Linked DNA regions of Homo sapiens: region 1 is linked to region 2. Evidence: read pairs that join two places in POLR2A ChIA-PET (ENCODE). Cell type or tissue: PC-9. All regions are shown on one strand. Each heading gives the region's core, and the rest is flanking DNA. Links, peaks and the distances in the headings are about the cores only.

What was found. Peaks named below come from ENCODE experiments on the same cell type or tissue, not always from the same donor. Only the 100,000 strongest peaks of a DNase experiment are listed, where the experiment ranks them.
Region 1: POLR2A ChIA-PET joins it to region 2 with 11 read pairs; 3 of 35 experiments call an interaction of 5 or more read pairs at or near these places.

What each region holds. Positions count from the first base shown.
Region 1 is chr3:197,459,556-197,468,787 of GRCh38, reverse strand. No RefSeq gene overlaps it. Among named protein-coding and RNA genes, the nearest start is that of LINC02012, 45 kb to the left of the region's middle. RefSeq lists a silencer at 5,933-6,135. In PC-9, for the core only: no CTCF peak of the experiment used is centred there; DNase peaks (open chromatin) are centred at 1,457, 2,447 and 5,277; H3K4me3 peaks cover 1,043 bases; H3K27ac peaks cover 5,507 bases.
Region 2 is chr3:197,312,096-197,321,327 of GRCh38, reverse strand. No RefSeq gene overlaps it. Among named protein-coding and RNA genes, the nearest start is that of DLG1, 18 kb to the right of the region's middle. In PC-9, for the core only: no CTCF peak of the experiment used is centred there; a DNase peak (open chromatin) is centred at 3,887.

The sequences.
Region 1 (9,232 bases), core at 880-8,879, 150 kb before region 2:
CACTCCTCCCCACTAGCTTATATTTCGGTTATCTCTGTACCTATTTTATCATCCCAGTAGACTGAGAGGAGGGCTTATTCAGTGCAGCCAACCCCAATGCCCAACCAAAAATGCTCAGTGGTGAGAGTGTGAAACTAAATGGAACTCACATGCCCCAAAACGTCAGGTTCAGAGGTACTCCTTAGCCAAACAGGAGTGCGCTGCTTCCTTGAGTGCAAGGGAATGTCAATGTTTCATCCACAAGAGTTGGATGCATTTTTCCCGATGGGAGGTGCCTAATTCAAGCCAGCTGCCCCTAAACTAATGCCATCTTCCTCCTCCTACTCCCCAGCTGCATCTTTATTTTCTTAATCCTTTTTTCCCTCTTGGGTAGGTTTCAGTGGCTCTAATCACCCATCCTACCTCCTACACCCTCCGCCCCTTCTCAGCCTTGGTCCACAAACCCTGGAGTAAACTCCAAAAACAAAGTGGCCTTCACAGTGCTGACTCATTGACTTCCAAATTCCCGCCGGGGCCCTTGAGGGGCTTGCCGAGCCGTCAGGAGCAGCAAAAACTTGGGTAGACTGAGACCTGTTAATAGAGTCTGCTGCTCTGTGAATATCTTAGAAACGTGCTACTGAAAGGACACTCTTTAACAAATTTTTCAGTTAGGGGCCAGGCACGATGGCTCACACCTGTGATTCCAGGACTTTGGGAGGCCGAGGCGGGTGGATCACCTGAGGTCAGGAATTCCAGACCAGCCTGGGCAACATAGTGAAAACCCATGTCTACTAAAAATACAAAAGTTAGCCAGGCGTGGTGATGGGCACCTGTAATCCCAGTTACTTGGGAGGCTGAGGCAGGAGAATCGCTGGAACCCGGGAGGTGGAGGCTGCAGTGAGCCGAGATCACACCACTGCACTGCAGCCTGGGCGACACAGCAAGACTCCATGTCAAAAAACAAAAAAAAATCAGTTCATAATTTTTAAGGATGGTGGAAGAGAACTCACAATAATCCATTTCAGCTGCTAAATATCGTTTATCCATGTAGATATTTGCCATAACTGATTTCTCCGTAATCCTTGGGCTCTCTAAAGGTGTTAGATAAACAGTGATGCTGGAACATACTGTAAATCTGAACACCGCCGCTCCCAGGACCCCGTTCCCCACCCAGATCCAATCCCCCGAGTCCTTCTCTCTCTCACTCACACTCTAAGCTCTCAATAGCTTCTTTGTTTTGTGGAAGGTTTCCTTACAACTGCAGGTTGGCTGCTACATTCTTGACGCATAGGCAGACAGCAGGCTGTGCACAATTCTTCCTGGGCAATTCACCCGGAGCAAAGAGTGATCTTTTTTGAAGCTTGAGAATATCAATATGTGGCTGCTTTGCTAAAGTGCTTTCTGTCTCTCACAGTCAGAGAAATCTGCTTGCCTTGAGCTGGCCTTGAGTTTCTTGTTAAGAGCTAATTTTAGAGCTAATTTGGGTTCCATTAGTATATGGTTCTGTTGCAAATCTGACATTAACATCGGCAGCTTGATGAGTCACCGAGGGAGGAAAAGCCTTTTACCCTAACTGCAGCAATGCAGGCACATATGGTGTCATTTTGCAAGGAACAGATTTTTGTCTTTCATGCCATTTCAGAGCTGTTTCCCTCTGAAATTACCAGCTCTGATTTAATGCGGAACATGCCTGGGTGTCACTGCAGAGATCTAGTTAAACTGAGAGAGCTGGCAGGTCCCACAAGTCTGCAAAAACCGTGTTCATTTGCACAGTGTAATTCCTCCCAAATCCATGCCCACAGGCTGGGAATCAGCCACCAGCAAGTGCGGGGGCCTGCTCTTGGGGGTCTCCAAGCCTCTTCTGAGTCAGTGCTACCCAGAATCCCAGTCTTGGGTGGATGAGGAGGGACAGAGCCTTCCTTCCCTCTCTGCCTCTGCCCTTAAAATGAGCAGGATTTAATGATTCTGTTCCTGAGGCTGGGACTCTGCTTCCACAGACTCTTGTAAGGGGAGGTTAGGGCATTTCCCATTTCACCCCATGACCAGCTGCCCACGTGCTTGGGGCCAGATGGCTTTAACTGAGATCCGTGATTCCAACTGTGGCTGTGGCAGGGAGGACAGGAGACCTGCTTGCTAATCTGAACTGGTCACTGGCTGGATGACCCTGTTTCCTGAGCCTCCATTTTCTCACCTGTGAAAAGAGAGAATTCTGAGAGTCTCTAATATCTCAGCTTAATAGCCCATAATAGTAACTTGCATTTATCTAACTTTTTACATTTTTCTGAGAACTTTAATTTTTGTTCTGTCCTGTGATCATGATAACATCCTGTGAGGCAGGCACTCCTGTCTTTCACTTGGGAAATTCTGACTCAGAGAGGTGAGGAAACTTGCCCAAGCTCACACAGCTGGTAAGAGGCAGAGATAGACTAGAACCTCGCTGGCCTCACTCCCAGTTCAAGGCTCTTAGAATCAACAGATGGTATCAGAAACTAGCTTTGAACACTGCATTCCGTGACCAGGGGTCATCTTGGAGAGCAGACAGCCATGCCCCACAGGCCTCCAAATGTTCAAACTTTTCCAAGGTGAAAAGATTGCACAATGACCTGGGAAATTATATTCTTTCTTTGGGTCATGCAATATCATGATTGAGCACCCCAGAAGAGGCTGAAAGATAGTAGGAAAAGTACGAGAACTGGTTCCAGTTTTGGCTCTGTCTCAAGTTGCTGTGTGACCTTGAACAAGTCACTTGGCCTCTCTGAGCCTTAGTTCCTAAAAGAGGCAAGTGGACAAGCTATTCTCCAAAGTAAGTTCCCTCTGGAGAGGTCTATGGTTCTATGGCAACAGGTTCAATGCCAGAACGAAATAACACAGCAGCAAGTGTAACACCTTTGTTCCGAGAGCAGCCTCCATGCCCGAGATTCAAATTCTGAGAAAGGAAAATACTCCAGGAAGTTAAAAAGTGAAGTCGACCTAAACAGCAACCAAAGCAAGTTACTCCTGTAAGTGACCAGGCAAATCCTAAAACAAGGGTCACAAACTGAAATCCTGCAGGAGCCAGGCGGGGACTGAAGCAAACTGGCAAACACTGCCTGACTTCAAAAGGGACAGTGACCACTCACCTCCAGCCACATGTTGTTGGGCAGGAATGTAGATACAGTGTCAACAATCTTCCAACTTTTCAAGAGAATTGTGAATCTGAATATTCATGTGAAATATCCTAATTTTTAAACATTGGAAACAAACCCAAAGACTTAAAAACCCTTTCATGCCAAACAGAATGTGTCTGCTAGCCATATGCTGCCCAAGTGTGCTAACATCTTCCCGGGTAGTTTGTGTCTGTCTTCGCCTTAAACAATTTCAGGGAGCCTGTTTCCTGGCCTTCCTTGGGAGCACGCTGCAGTGGTGACCTTCCTGAACCCTTACAAGTCAACAATACTTGACATCACGCAAATCCCATTTTCCTGTCTGTGGCCTTTGAGGCTGGACCCCTGACAGGGGCCAGCATGCACACCCGGTTCCCGCTCTGCCTGCCTGAAAATAACCTTCTCCAGAGAGACAAACAACAGTGGGAGGGGAAAAGGACGATTTGGCCTTGCTAGTACGGTAAAACAGATGAGGTTATTTTTTCTGCCATCATGTCTACTTTATTGGATCACATAACCATTTTTATTGTTAATTTAGGTACAAATTAATTGCTATACAAATGAACAGAAACGCAGATGAGTCCCTCACCATGACTCGAACCTCAAACAGCAATTACGTGGCTTTGTAATCTAACAGAGCAGATATCAGTCAGCTGCGGTGTCTTCGCAGGCCCAATCCATGCTAATGGGAAGAGGGATGTCCCTGGAGATTCCTTAACAACCTGAGCAAACCTGGGGTAGGTGTTTCACAGATTCCAGGGCCCCGTGTCTGCCTCGCTTCCTCTTTCCAAGCACGATTGAATAAAGGTATTAGACAATTTGACAGTATTCTCATGGACTGTCTTTTTCTCCCCCGAAGGATTTTTTTTTTTTTTACCACACTCTTGTGATTCTGTACTTATTTTTTCTCTTCAGAGCCACATGTAAGACATCAGACCTAGAAGGCACTTTAGAGGGACCCCTGTCTTTCTGCCACCAGGCAGCATCCCCAGTCCCCCAGCCTGGGTGTGAGAGCCCTCCCAGGTGCTCCCAACTACTGGCTCCTTTAGGGTTCCTGGGCTGGAACTGTCTAGTTATTTGCCTGAGTCTTCCCCAAATGGACTATAAACATCTCAAAAGCAGGGACAACATCTTACCCACCTTATTGCCCTCTGCTCAGGGCATGGTGTAGTGGTGCAAGGGTAGTGGTGTAAGCAGCAATGCTCAGAAACTAAAGAAAAAAGCTGGCCGTGCCGGGCGTGGTGGCTCACACCTGTAATCCCAGCACTTTGGGAGGCCAAGGGGGGTGGATTACAAGGTCAGGAGTTTGAGACCAGCCTGGTCAATATGGTGAAACCCGGTCTCTACTAAAAATATAAAAAATTAGCCCGGTGTGGTGGCTCATACCTGTAATCCCAGCTGCTCAGGAGGCTGAGGCAAGAGAATGGCTTGAACCCAGGAGGTGGAGGTTGCAGTGAGCCAAGATCACACCACTGCACTCCAGCCTGGGCGACAGAGTGAGACTCCATCTCAAAAAAAAAAAAAAGAAAAGAAAAGAAAAGAAAAAGAAAAGAAAAGAAAAAATCTGGCCAAGCCCCTCACTTTATCTGTGCTGGTAGCACCCCGGTGAATCCTCCCACAGATACCACACAAGTAATTTCCTTCTTTGAGCTGCAGACTTTTATAATTTCCTGCCTAATTTTGTCATCTTCCGTGTAATAGTAAAAGCCAAAATATCCATCTAGAAATATTTCTTAGTTTCCATTTGCCAAATCAATTCCATCTCTCTTAGAAATAAAATGTAGTTACTTTTTGATCAAATGAAAAGATATTATGTAACTAATGAAATTGTACTGTATAAAAAAGTTCTCTTTAAGAAAGAAAGAAAGTTCCTTAATGAACAGCAGTCAATTCTAGACTCTAGATTAAATCAAACAAATATTTTTTCCCTGCCCTTGGATCAGTTGTACTGGAAACTGTTTTGAAGCTTCTATGATAAGATTTTAGATTCTCATCACAAAAAACTGAAGGTATTGTATTACTAGTTTTCTCTAAACTTTATAGCCATTCGAGAGCCTGTTGTAATTCAGAGAATTTTTGACTCACTTGCAGGAAATTTTCTTAGTCTACATATTTTACATTCCAATATAAAAGTCCTTAACTTTTTATCAGAAGTGGTTTAAAGCATCAAAGGTAAGCTAGTCATAATGACTTTCTTGTTTTTCTTGATTTCCTTATAGAGGTTAGCTACATGGGCGTATTCAATGGGCTTTTTCTGTTTTCAAGCCTATAATCTGCACAGAGCCTAGTACAGTGCCTTATATGCAATCAATGCTTGTTGAATCAACACATGAATGAACGAATAGATGTCTCTTGAAAAAAGAGAAAACATTGTTTTACAGAGTTCTCCCTCTGATGACGCTGATAGAACCCACAGATTTAGACTAATAGAATGTCAAAGGGAAAATTACCCAGAAATATATAATCTGGTTCTTTAGACTAATAGAATGTCAAAGGTAAAATTACCCAGAAATACATAATCTGGTTCAGTGTTTTTTTACTTTTCAGATTTAGAGACTGAGGTTCAGAGAACCCCCAGATCACCTGAAATCCTCATTGGGAATTTCAGGAAATTGTACCAAATATGAACCCAAAGGTAAACACGGGTTTCCATGGCAACCGAACGTGGGCTTGTTCATTGCTTTCTGTCGCCTTTACCTTCGTGAAATTCTCATGAACTAACTGGGATTCAGAAGGACGTAAAATGACTAGTTCCTGAAAGCTCTTAAATACTTCCTGGCTCTCTTCATCCACTAGTTGCTGTGGAGTAGAGTTTGGTATTTGGTGGCTCCGAGACCCCCCAAGGGCTCCATTACTAATTCGGGGGAGTGGAAAGAGCTCTGGGTCCCACGTCAGAGTTTGGGGCCCTGGCTCCAGCTGTGCTGGCCATAGACCCTGAGACAAATCAGCTGCCCAAGTCCCATCCTCATCCCTGAATAGAAGTGGTAGCCTCTGTTCTGCCTTCCTTAATGTTTTGGAAACGGTAAAGCACACCAATACAAGGAGTTAAGATTGTCCCTGGGGTAGAGCAAGCAGACACATGCCATGGGGGGTGGGGGCGGCAACCCCGGGGTGCTGGGCTTCCCTGCTCGAGAACTAGGAAATATGAAAGTTAACCTTCTGAGAGTCAAACCAGTGGTTCCCAACTTTTTCCAGTGTAAATCCTCCTTTTTTCTTTTTCTTTCTTTCTTTTTCTTTTTTCTTTTTTTGAGACAGGGTCTCATTCTGTCGCCCAGACTGGAGTGCAGTGGTGTGATCTCAGTTCACTGCAACGTCCGTCTCCTGGGCTCAAGCCATCCTTTCACCTCAGCCTCCCGAGTAGCTGGGATTGCAAGCGGCCGCCACCATGCCTGGATAATTTTTGTATTTTTTGTAGAAATGGGGTTTCACCATGTTGCCCAGGCTGGTCTTGATCTCTTGAGCTCAAGTGAGCCTCACACCTCGTTCTCCCAAAGTGCTGGGATTACAGGCGTGAGCCACTGCACCTGGCCTAAATCCTGCTTTTATCCTCAAAATATTTTCCAGACCCATTTCCACATGATCATATTTATACTTTTAGTGTTTGTGACCAAGAAATACATATTGACAACAAACTATTAGGAATTATGACTACTCTTTAAATTGCCACATCATATGAATATTTTTGACAAACAGTGGTACCAGATTAGCATGTACTATGTTTGCTTACAGATACTCTAGACACTCATGGATTAGGTGGCTTCTCAAAATCACTCCCTCTGCTCTCAGATCAGGGAATTCCTGTATTAAACTATAAAATATAAACATAATAAATGGATAAGAGCCAAGCAATGCAATCATTTTAGGTGGGCTCTGACTCCAGGTGGAAGTCAGGCAAACATTAACACATCCAAAGCAAGAAGACTGGTCACAAGAACCTTGGTTACCAGCAGAAACTTAGAAGAGGTAGTACCACCCAGGTGAGCACTGGCAGTGCCCTCCCAGTAGAGCCCAAGTCCTGGTAGACCTGGGTTCATCAGGCGGCATGTGACTCATGTAACTAACTCCTTACGCTCTACTCTCGGCTCCGCTGAGCATCCCTGTTGCCAGCATAGAGCAGCCAGACATCTGAAGGTTGTATTTCATTGCAGATGGATGTCCTGGCTTTAGATCCTAGAACCATCCTAAGAAGACGAGTAAGGTGACATTTTTTTGAGTTAAAAAAAATACCCAGGTGGTGGATGACAGGGTAGGTTTCTGAGTGTGGCCCTGAGGCCTCTGAGTAGCCCTGGAGCAACCGCCCTACTGGTCTCCACTGGGGTTCACCTTTTGGAGTTACCATGAACCATGGTTTCTCAACCTTAGCACTCTAGACATTTTGGTCATATAATTTTGTTGTGAAGGGCTGTTTTGTGCATTACAGGATATTGAGCAGAATCCCTTGGCCGCTATCGACTAGATGCCAGTAGCATCCCACTCCCCATCCCAATTATATCAATCAAAAAGGTCTCCATACGTTGCCACATGCTCCCGGGACGAAGGGGAATGACCCCGCCCCAGTTGAGAACCACCATCATGACCCATCCCCATCAAATATCTACAGGATGCGGCCTCATGAGGTTCCTCTCAAAGACCAAACCATTTCTGGATGCTCAATACATTAAATTTATACACAGTGTCACCTTTGTCCGAAAGATGTTAGAATTCTTGAAAAATCTATTTCAAGGAGCTTGTAGTTAATTTAGGAATACGACCAGGCTCCACTTCACTATAATGCAAAGGAAATAGGGATTCTGGCAACTGAGTGAAGAGAAACTTTATTCGATGACCTAGCGATTCAAGGGTCATCCTTCTGAACATCCATTGTTCTTTCATAAACGTGTAATGGGGTTGGACTGCACCGGCCATGTGTGGACTCCAGGGGAGTCCCTGGAAGCTGCTGGTATTTTGTTGTTTTAAAAAATAAACCCTTGATTTGTTTTTGATTTCTTATTAAGGTCTTCTTCCTAAAAATAGTACAAAAAAATTCCAGTCACCTGAGAAACTAAATTATTTTGTGCTCATGAATTGAGGGTTTTTATTTTTTGGCTGAAATTGTTCCAGCATTTTCTTTTTGAGGTAAAATAGACATCTAAAATTTACCATGTTTACTATTTTTAAGGGTACTGTTCAGTGGTAATACATTTACATTCTTTTTGTCCCCTTCATCCTCCCCCTCCCTCTACTCTTCCCTGCCGCTGGTAACCACCATTCTCTTTTCTACCTTCATGAGATCTGCTTTTGGAGCTCCCACAGTTCTACTGTTTTCTAAAGGATTCTGCCATTGGAAACTGCTTGGTTTCAGGAGAGCACTCCCACCACAGTCAGGCCTCTCAGGAGAGTAGCGTCCATCACGGCTCCAATTATATAGAGACATGAACACCTGGTTCTGCTCCGGGTGAGGTTTTTCCTCCTGACCGCACCCCTCCTGACCACACACCTCCTGACCACACCCGTCCTCACTGCATCCCTACTAACCGCATCCCCTCCCGACCGCATCCCTACTAACCGCATCCCTCCTGACCGCACCCCTACTAACTGAATCCCTCCTGACCACATCCCTACTAACTGCATCCCCTCCTGACTGCATCCCTCCCGACCGCACCCCTACTAACTGCATCCCTCCCGACCGCATCCCTACTAACTGCATCCCCTCCCGACCGCATCCCTACTAACTGCATCCCCTCCCGACCGCATCCCTACTAACTGCATCCCCTCCCGACCGCATCCCTACTAACTGCATCCCCTCCTGACCACATCCCTACTAACTGCATCCCCTCCCGACCACATCCCTACTAACCGCATCCCCTCCCGACCGCATCCCTACTAACCGCATCCCCTCCTGACCACATCCCTACTAACCGCATCCCCTCCCGACCGCATCCCTACTAACTGCATCCCTCCCGACCACATCCCTACTAACTGCATCCCCTCCCGACCACATCCCTACTAACTGCATCCCTCCCGACCACATCCCTACTAACTGCATCCCTCCCGACCACATCCCTACTAACTGCATCCCTCCCGACCACATCCCTACTAACTGCATCCCTCCCGACCACATCCCTACTAAC
Region 2 (9,232 bases), core at 770-8,769:
TCTGTCACTATCAGTTAGTTTGCAGTTTCTAGAATTTGATATAAATGAGAGTTTGTTCTTTGGTGGGGGCAGGATCTAGCTTCTTTCACTAGCATAATTATTTTTGTATTCACCCATGTTGTCATGTGTATCAGTAACTAATTCATTCTTACTGCTGAGTGGTATTCCATTATATTGATGTACCATGATTTGTTGATCCATTTATCTGTTGATGAACACTTGGGTTGTTTACAGTTTGGGGCCCTTGCCAAAAAAGCTGCTATAAACATGCCTAGTGGATGTCCTCAGAAGTAGCCCAACTCCCTGGAACCTGAGACAAAAAGAGAGAAAGAGAGAGCAAGTAAGAAGGAGGGGCTCTGGCTTCTGCCAGAGAAAGGTCCAGATGATTGTGCCAGAACAGAAGCACCAGCAAATAGCACCTTTCATTTGTGTGGCACTTTGAAGTTCACAAAAACTTTTCACCTTCATTGTCTTCCATAACTTACACAACATCCTTCCCTGGCAACTGGGACAGGCATTACTATCACCAATTGACAGATAAGAAAACTGGTGCTCAGACATATTGAAGTGACTTGGCTAGGGGTCATATAAGCACCAGAGTCTAAGGGCATTATTAATCATTCTTACTGTCCTATGACCTCTTCCATTCTGGTGTTTAGGAAAAAAGCTCAGCTTCTCCACCTCAAGAAATTGTGGCACACACACAAACCTGATTGACTCTCCAGAGTTCTTTAACGTACCTGACTCCCTTTGTTAAATTGTTTAAGGAAAAATAAAAGATATTTGCTACCACTACCAGTTTCCCCTGGAGTACAAAAGCCATTGTGCTATGGATTGGCAGGATTCAACCGTCTTTTTCTTATGAATATATTGGCATTTATAAGCAGGAAGTCCACTGATCTATGATGATGATCCTGGGACACCTCCTCATCCCAAGAACCAAATGGTGCTCTGTGGAGTAGGAATATACTATATCTGAAATAAAATGATTATGATTTTATGTGGTTGACAGCAGATGAGACATTGTAAAATAAAAGGTCAATGCACTTAAAAACATAGTAATAGAAAACTTTCCAAACCAAAGCACAGAGAGGAAAAAAAAATAAACCAAGTCTTAGTGACCTATTAGACACCATCAAGCTGTTTAACGTACTTGTAATTAGAGTTCCAGAAGGGAAAGCAGAAAAAATATTGAAGAAATAATAGCCAAATATATTTCAAATTTGATGAAAACTATGAACTCACAGATCTGAGAGCTCAACAAGCCACGAGACATAACAAAGACAAAACTACATCAAGCCATATCCTAATTAAGTTGCAGAAAACCAGTGAAAAAGAAAAAATCTTAAAAGACATATTACACAGTGGTTCACGCCTGTAATCCCAGAACTTTGGGAGGCCAAGGTAGGCAGATCACCTGAGGTCTGGAGTATGAGACCAGCCTGGACAACATAGTGAAAACCCATCTCTACTAGAAATACAAAAATTAGCTGGGTGTGGTGGTGGGCACGTGTAATCCCAGCTACTCGGGAGGCTGAGGCAGGAGAATCGCTTGAACCCGGGAGGCACAGTTTGCAGTGAGCTGAGATTGTGTCACTGCACTCCAGCCTGGGCAACAGAGCAACACCTCGTCTCAACAACAACGACAACAACAAAAGACATACATACAGAGGCACGAAGATTTTTAAAAATACTGATGACTTCTCTCCAGAAATAATGCAAGCCAGAAGGCAATGGGAAGGCATTTCTAAATTGCTGAAAGAAAACAAAAAATGGCAAACCTAGAATCCTAAAGCCTGTGGAAAAAATATCTCTTAAAAACAAAGATAAAATAAAGACATCTTCAGATTTTAAAAAGCTGAGAGAAGTAATTGCCAGCAGATTTTTCACTATAATAAATGTTAAAAAGAATATCTTCAGGCAGAAGGAAAAGGAACCAGACAGAAACTCAGGCTTACCTAAGGAATGAAGAGTTCTGAAAATGGTAGATAGGTGGGTAAATATAAAAGATTTTTTCCGATTTTTACTATATTTAAATTTAAATGGCCTGTTCTAAGCAAAGTTAATAATGACATATTGTGGATTTTGCAATAAATAGGAATCTAAAATGTACAGCATTGATATGAAGGACCTAAGAAGGAAAATGGAAATACACTGATGTAAAGTTTTTATACTATGCTTGAAGTGCTAATATTATTTGAAGGTGGGTTGTGGTAAGTTAAAAATACATATTACAAGCCCTATAGCAACCACTAAAACATAAAACAGAATTATAGCTAGTAAGGGAACAGTGGAGATAAAATAGAATCCTAAGAAATAAATCACTTACTCCAAAAGAGGTCAGGAAAAGAAGAGGTAAAGGAACAAAGAACAGATGAGTCAAGCAGAAAAAAAAAAAAGAAGTAAGCTTGTAGAGTTACACCTAACTATATTATGTTATAGTATATTATATTAATTGATTTAATTATATTAAATGTAATCAGTGTAATTATATTACATGTAAATAGTCATAACATCCTGATTAAAAGGCAGATATTATCATAATGGATAAAAAGGCAACATTCAACTTAATACTTTCTACAAAAAAAGGAGTTTAAATATATGAAGACAAGCTGGTTAAAAGTAAAAAAGGTAGAAAGAGATACATTACACACTGACTATAAGAAAACTGGAGCAACAATATTAATATCAGACAAAATAGATTTCAGGACCAAGGGTATTACAGTAATAAAGACGGGTATTTCATAATGTAGACGAGTTAATTCAGCAAGATGTAACAATTCTAGATGGATGTGCAGTTAATAACAAAGCTTTAAAACACATGAAACAAAAACTAACAAAGGGCAAAGGGCAATTAGAGGAATTCACATATAGTTAGAATTTTCCACAAAGTCCTATTTCAATAATTGATAGACAAAGTAAATAGAAAAACAATAGCAATAGAAAACATGAACAAGTTACAAAAAACCAGTTATAGAAAACATGAAGAACACTATCACCCAATTTGACTCATTACGTTTTCTAGAACAATATTTCCCAAAACAGCAGAATACACGTTCTTTTAAAGTACACATTGAACATTCACCGTCTCTGATCACAACAGAATTAAAATAGAAATTAATAACTGAAGATATATGGAAATCCTCAACCATTTGGAGTTTAACAACATAACTACTAAATAACCCGTTGGTAACAGAAGAAATAACTAGGGAGACTTAAAAAATATTTGAACTGAACGATATGAGCCTACACTTTACTAGAGAAGCCTCTAATTACCTTCTTTAATCAGCCGAGGGATCAGAGAAGGCTATTTTCTCTCTTAACTTGTTCACTAGCCCATTTCATGTACCCTTCTCCCCAGGATAAAACAGAGGAACAGTGTTACTTAGGTCCTTAACACCTAGTAGTAAGGATTACTATGTATCAGGCAGTGAGCCTGCGCCAGGTACAGTGCTAATTACTTTACCGACATTATCTCATCCAATCCTCACAACATTCCACTGAGATGGGAGGTCTTGTTACACATTTTGCAGGTAAGGAAATGGAAGTGCAGAGAGGTTGACTTGTTCAGATCACAAAATTAGTATCCTGGTGCCAACATTCCAGTCCAAGCAGGATGACGCCGGAGCCCACACGTTTGACACCATGCCATACCAGCACCACAAAGGGCATCGCACAATTCTAGGGGAAAGAAGGAGGGCTATTTATATTTTATGTACTAGGTTTTGGCTACAAAATTCCCTCTTATTAAATCATAGTTTTAGCTACTTTCCAAAAACCACGACTACCTCTTTCTGGTTTGAAAAAGAAGCTTGGAAAAGTCTCCACTATGCTTACTTACTACAAGACCTCAAGGACTGGTTAAGATGAGTCATCCGCAGCTTGAAAAGCAATGTACTTGGAACTAGAAGACACTGATTATCAGCTCTGTTGCCTCAGGCAAGTCACTTCTCTGGGCCTCGATTTCTTCATGTGTAAACCAGGGAAAACAATAACTAACTATAAGGAATATGTAAGAAAACATAAGTGGAAGTGGTTTGTAATCTGAAAAATAATATATGAATTTGAAGGAACTTTTTATGTTTACTGAGGGAGGACCATTTAAAAATGGATTTGATATTACTTATATTAATTTAAAATTTAAGCAGCAAGATCTGATCATTCACTGTGTTTACTGTCAATGATGACTTATATAACACTTTCACTTCTGAATAAGAATTTTGGTATAAAGATTTATTTTCTTTGAGGGTAAAGTTTAAAAAGACTAGAGAGTACTTAAGCTGCCAGCCTTTGCCCTGCTTATACAGAGTGCTGGCAACAGAGGCTGATGCTTCATAAAAATAAACCTTTAGAAGTTTGTACATATACCATAACACTATGCATCAATATTTTTAAAATGTACACCTCTTAATCCAGTAATTTCACTTCCAAGAATTCATCTTATGGATAAACATTTGTTTATCTAGCATGGTTTTTCATAATGGAAATCTGGAAGCAACCAATTTAATAAGTATGGCCATTTGATAAAACACTCTATGGATGATAAAAAAACTATTCTGTAAAAGATTGGTTTCTTATTTACCTGAGAAATTATTAATTTGGGGAAAATAAGTACTAAAAAGCAAAGTTTTAAAAGGAGGCTACAAAAATAGAATGACCATCAGCAATTGATCCAGCAATTTCACTTCTGGGTGTATACCCAAAAGAATTAAAGGTAGGGTCTTGAGGAGATAATTTGTCCACACATGTTTATAGCAACCAACAATAAAAACAACCCAAATGTCCATCCATAGATGAATGGATGAACAAAATGAGGTACATACATACAATGGAATTTAATTCAGCCTTATAAAGGAAGGAAATTCTGATACGTGCTACCACATGGTTGGACCTTGAGAACATTATGCTAAGTGAAATAAGCCAGCTACAAAGAAGACAAATACCGTATTAGTCCACGTGCATGAGGCATCTAGAGCAGTGGAATTCCTAGAGGCGGAAGGTAGAACAGCGATCGCTCGCAGCGGGGAGAGGGAGGAATGCAGAGACACTGTTTAATGTGTGTACAGGTTCAGTTTTGCAAGATGAAAGAGCTCTGGGGATCGGGTGCACAACAATGGGAATGTACATAACACTGCTGAACTGTACACTTAAAGATGGGTAAGGCCCAGCGCGGTGGCTCACGCCTTTAATCCCAGCACTTTGGGAGGCCGAGGCAGGTGGATCATGAGGTCAGGAGTTCAAGACCAGCCTGGCCAAGATGGTGAAACCCCATCTCTACTAAAAGTACAAAAATTAGCCAGGCATGGTGGCAGGCACCTGTAATCCCAACTACTCAGGAGGCTGAGGCAGGAGAATCTCTTGAACTCGGGGGGGCAGAGGTTGCAGTGAGCTGAGATCACGCCAGTGCAGCACTCCAGCTGGGGTGACAGTGAGATTCTGTCTCAGAATAAAAAAAAAAAGGGTAAGATGGTGTATTTTATATCTATTTTACTATAATTTAAATTTTTTTTAATTTACAAAGATAATGAAGAGTTAATGAGGCAGATAGGAAGGAGTGTTTTAGGCCCCCCAAAAAATGATGTTAAAAAATATGGCAGCACGGAAGAGCATGGTACATTCCGGGAACTGGATAGGAGTTTTTACGGCTGGATGTGCCAGACAAGATTGGGACTTTATCTAGAGAAGCAGCATTGAGTTGATTTGCTTAAGGTCACTCATGAAATTGTGGGCAGAACACCGACAGGATCACTCAGACCTGATTCCCAGCTTGGAAGGTGTATGTCTGTGTAGACATGTGATGTATGTTTAACAATCATCATAAATGGGAAACATCTAAATAAAACGCCGGTATCACAACATTTAACATTTGACGCATTAACTGAGTTGTAACATACATCTTCCCGGGGGTAAATATCCCTTGTATAGATCCTTAATTTTCTGTCATTATCATGCACCAAGCCTTTTTGAAGCTATAAAATAAATGTAAATTCCTTAAAAAAAGCAGACTACAAAATAACATGTATGATACTATTTTTCTAAGAAACATATATATATATATATGCATGGAAAATACTAGACATATCTACAGCAAATGTTAGTTGGCTGTTATCTTTGGCTTGTGTGAGTTTGGTTAATTTTTTTTTTCTTAGTGCTTTTCTGTTTTCTAATGTTTCTTCACTGAGCACATAAACTAGAAGAAAATATTAAAGAAAAAGGAATTCTTAGGTGCACCCCATAAAATGGCAGATCTTTAAAGAATGCTTTGGTAATGGTGTCAATCACTTCTTTTGATTCCAAGAAGTAATAATCCTCATATAGGTGAGCTTGGATCTGCAGAAGGAGCTGGAAATGTCAAGAGAGTGGCTGTTAACCAGGAGAGCCCCAGTCCTTACTACCACCTTCTTCCCTCTCTTTTTCTCTTCCTCACTGTGCCATCCATCCCTGTTAGTCTCCTTCTCAACTAGGGTGACTTTCTAGTAACCCAACACTTGTTTGATGGGCTCGCTCCCCAGACAGCCTTATGCCAAGGTGTTTAAATACCCTAGGAGCAGTATGCTGGGAACTGGAAGGTTTCTCATGAATGGGGCCATCTTAGAGAACTAAATTCAGCTTAGAATTCACTGTTTTACAAAATGAGGTCATTTTGCCTCAAAGAAATACAAAAAAAACCCTCAGAGACTATCACCAATACTTCTATGCACACAAACCAGAAAGCCTAGAAGAAATGGATAAATTCCTGGAAACATACAACCTCCCAAGATTAAGCTAGGAAGACATTGAAACCCTGAACATAATAAGTTCTGAAACTGAATCAGTAATAAAAAGCCTACCAACCATAAAAAGCTCTGGACCAGATGGATTCACAGCCAAATTCTACCAGACATATAAAGAAGAGCTGGTACCAATCCTACTGAAACTATTCCAAAAAATTTAGGAGGAGGAACTCCTCCCTAATTCATTCTATGAGGCCAATGTTATTCTGATACCAAAACCTGGCAGGGACACAACAAAAAAAGAAAGCATCAATATCCCTGATGAACAGAGATGCAAAAATCATCAACAAAATACTAGCAAACTGAATCCAGCAACACATCAAAAAGCTAATCTACCACAATCGAGTAGGCTTTATTCCTGGGATGCAAGGTTCATTCAACACATGCAAATCAATAAATGTGATTAGAACCAGAAATAAAGCTGCACACCTACAACCATCTGATCTTTGACAAAGTCAGCAAAAACAAGCAATGGGAAAAGGATTCTCTATTCTATAAATGGTGCTAGGGTAACTGGCTAGCTATATGCAGAAGATTGCAACTGGACTCTTTCCTTTCACCATATACAAAAATCAACTTAAGATGGATTAAAGACTTAAGTGTAAAACCTAAAACTATAAAACCGTAGAAGAAAACCTAGGAAATACCACTCTGGACATAGGCACTGACAAGATTTCATGATGAAGATGCCAAAAGCAATTGCAACGAGAACAAAAATTGACAAATGGGACCTAATTAAACAAAAAAGCTTCTGCACAGCAAAACAAACTACCAACAGAGTAAACAGACAAACCTCCAGAATGGGAGAAAATATTCGCAAACTACTCATCCAACAAAGGTCTAATATCCAGAGTCCGTTCTTCCAGAAGGAAACAATAGACACAGGGGGCCTACTGGAGAGTGGAGGGTGGGAGGAGGGTGAGGATCAGAAAATTATCTATCGGGTACTATGCCTGTTACCCAGGTGATGAAATAATCTGTACACCAAACCCCCAGGACAGGCAATTTACCCCTGTAACAAACCTGCACATGTACCCCTGAAGCTAAAATAAATGGGGGACGGGGGGCAGGAAAAGAAGATGAAGAGAGAGAGAGAAAGAGACAGAGGGCTTATTTAAAGAAATAATTCCTGAATACTTCCCAAATCTGGGAAAAGATATAAACATCCAAGTACAGGAAGATCAAAAGTCTCTAATCTGATTCAACTAAAAGAAGACTATACCAAGATATATAGCAATCAAACTGTAAAAAAAAAACAAAAAAAAACAAAAACAAAGATAAAGAGAGAATCCTGAAAGCAGCAAGAGAAAAAAGATCACCCCTCATAAGGCTATCAGTGGGTTTCTCAGCAGAAACTGCAGGCCAGGAGAGAGTGAGATGAACGATCTGAAAACTATAAAACATTGATGAAATAAATTGAAGAAGACACAAATAAATAAAAGATCAATGAAAAATTAATGAATTAGAAAAATTAATATTGTTAAAATGTCCATACTTTGGTCATTGCTAAATGCCCAAAGAGATCTGTAGAATTAATGCAATCCTTATCAAGAGTCCAGTAATATTTTTACAGAAATAATTTTGAGCAAAAAGAATAAAGCTAGAGGCATCATACTACCTCATCTCAAAATATACTGTAAAGCTTTAGTAATTTAAACAGCATGGTACTGGCATAAAAACAGACATATTGACCAATGGAACAGAATAGAGAACCTGGAAATAACTTCATATATTTACAGTCAATTGATCTTTGACAAAGTTGCCAAGAAGACACAATGTGGAAAGCACCGTCTCTTCAATAAATGGTGTTGGGAAAAGTGGATATTGACACACAGAAGAAAAAAATTGCACCCTTATCTCATACAGTATATAAAAAACAAATCAGAAAGGATTAGACTGAAGAGCTGAAACTGGTAAAACTACTAGAAGAAAACATGGGGAAAAGCTCTATTACATTGATCTGAGCAATGACTTTTTTGGATATGACCCCCAAACCATAGGCAGAGTAGAATGGTGGTTGCCAGGGGATATGGTGTGTGTATGGAAAATGGGATAACATTGGCCAAAGGATACAAACTCACAGTTAGACAGGATGAACAAGTATTTTACAGCACAGTGACTATAGTTAATAATAACTTTGTGGGCCGGGCGTGGTGGCTCACATCTATAATCCCGGGACTTTAGGAGGCTGAGGTGGGTGAATCACAAGGTCAGGAGTTCAAGACCAGCCTGACCAACATGGTGAAACCCTGTCTCTACGAAAAATACAAAAATTAGCTTGGCGTGGTGGCACGTGCCTGTAACCCCAGCCACTCGGGAGGCTGAGGCAGAAAAATTGCTTGAACCCAGGAGGTGGAGGTTGCAGTGAGCCGAGATTGTGCCACTGCACTCCGGCCTAGGTGACAGAGTGAGACTCCATCTCAGTAAATAAATAAATAAATAATAGCATTGTGTAGACT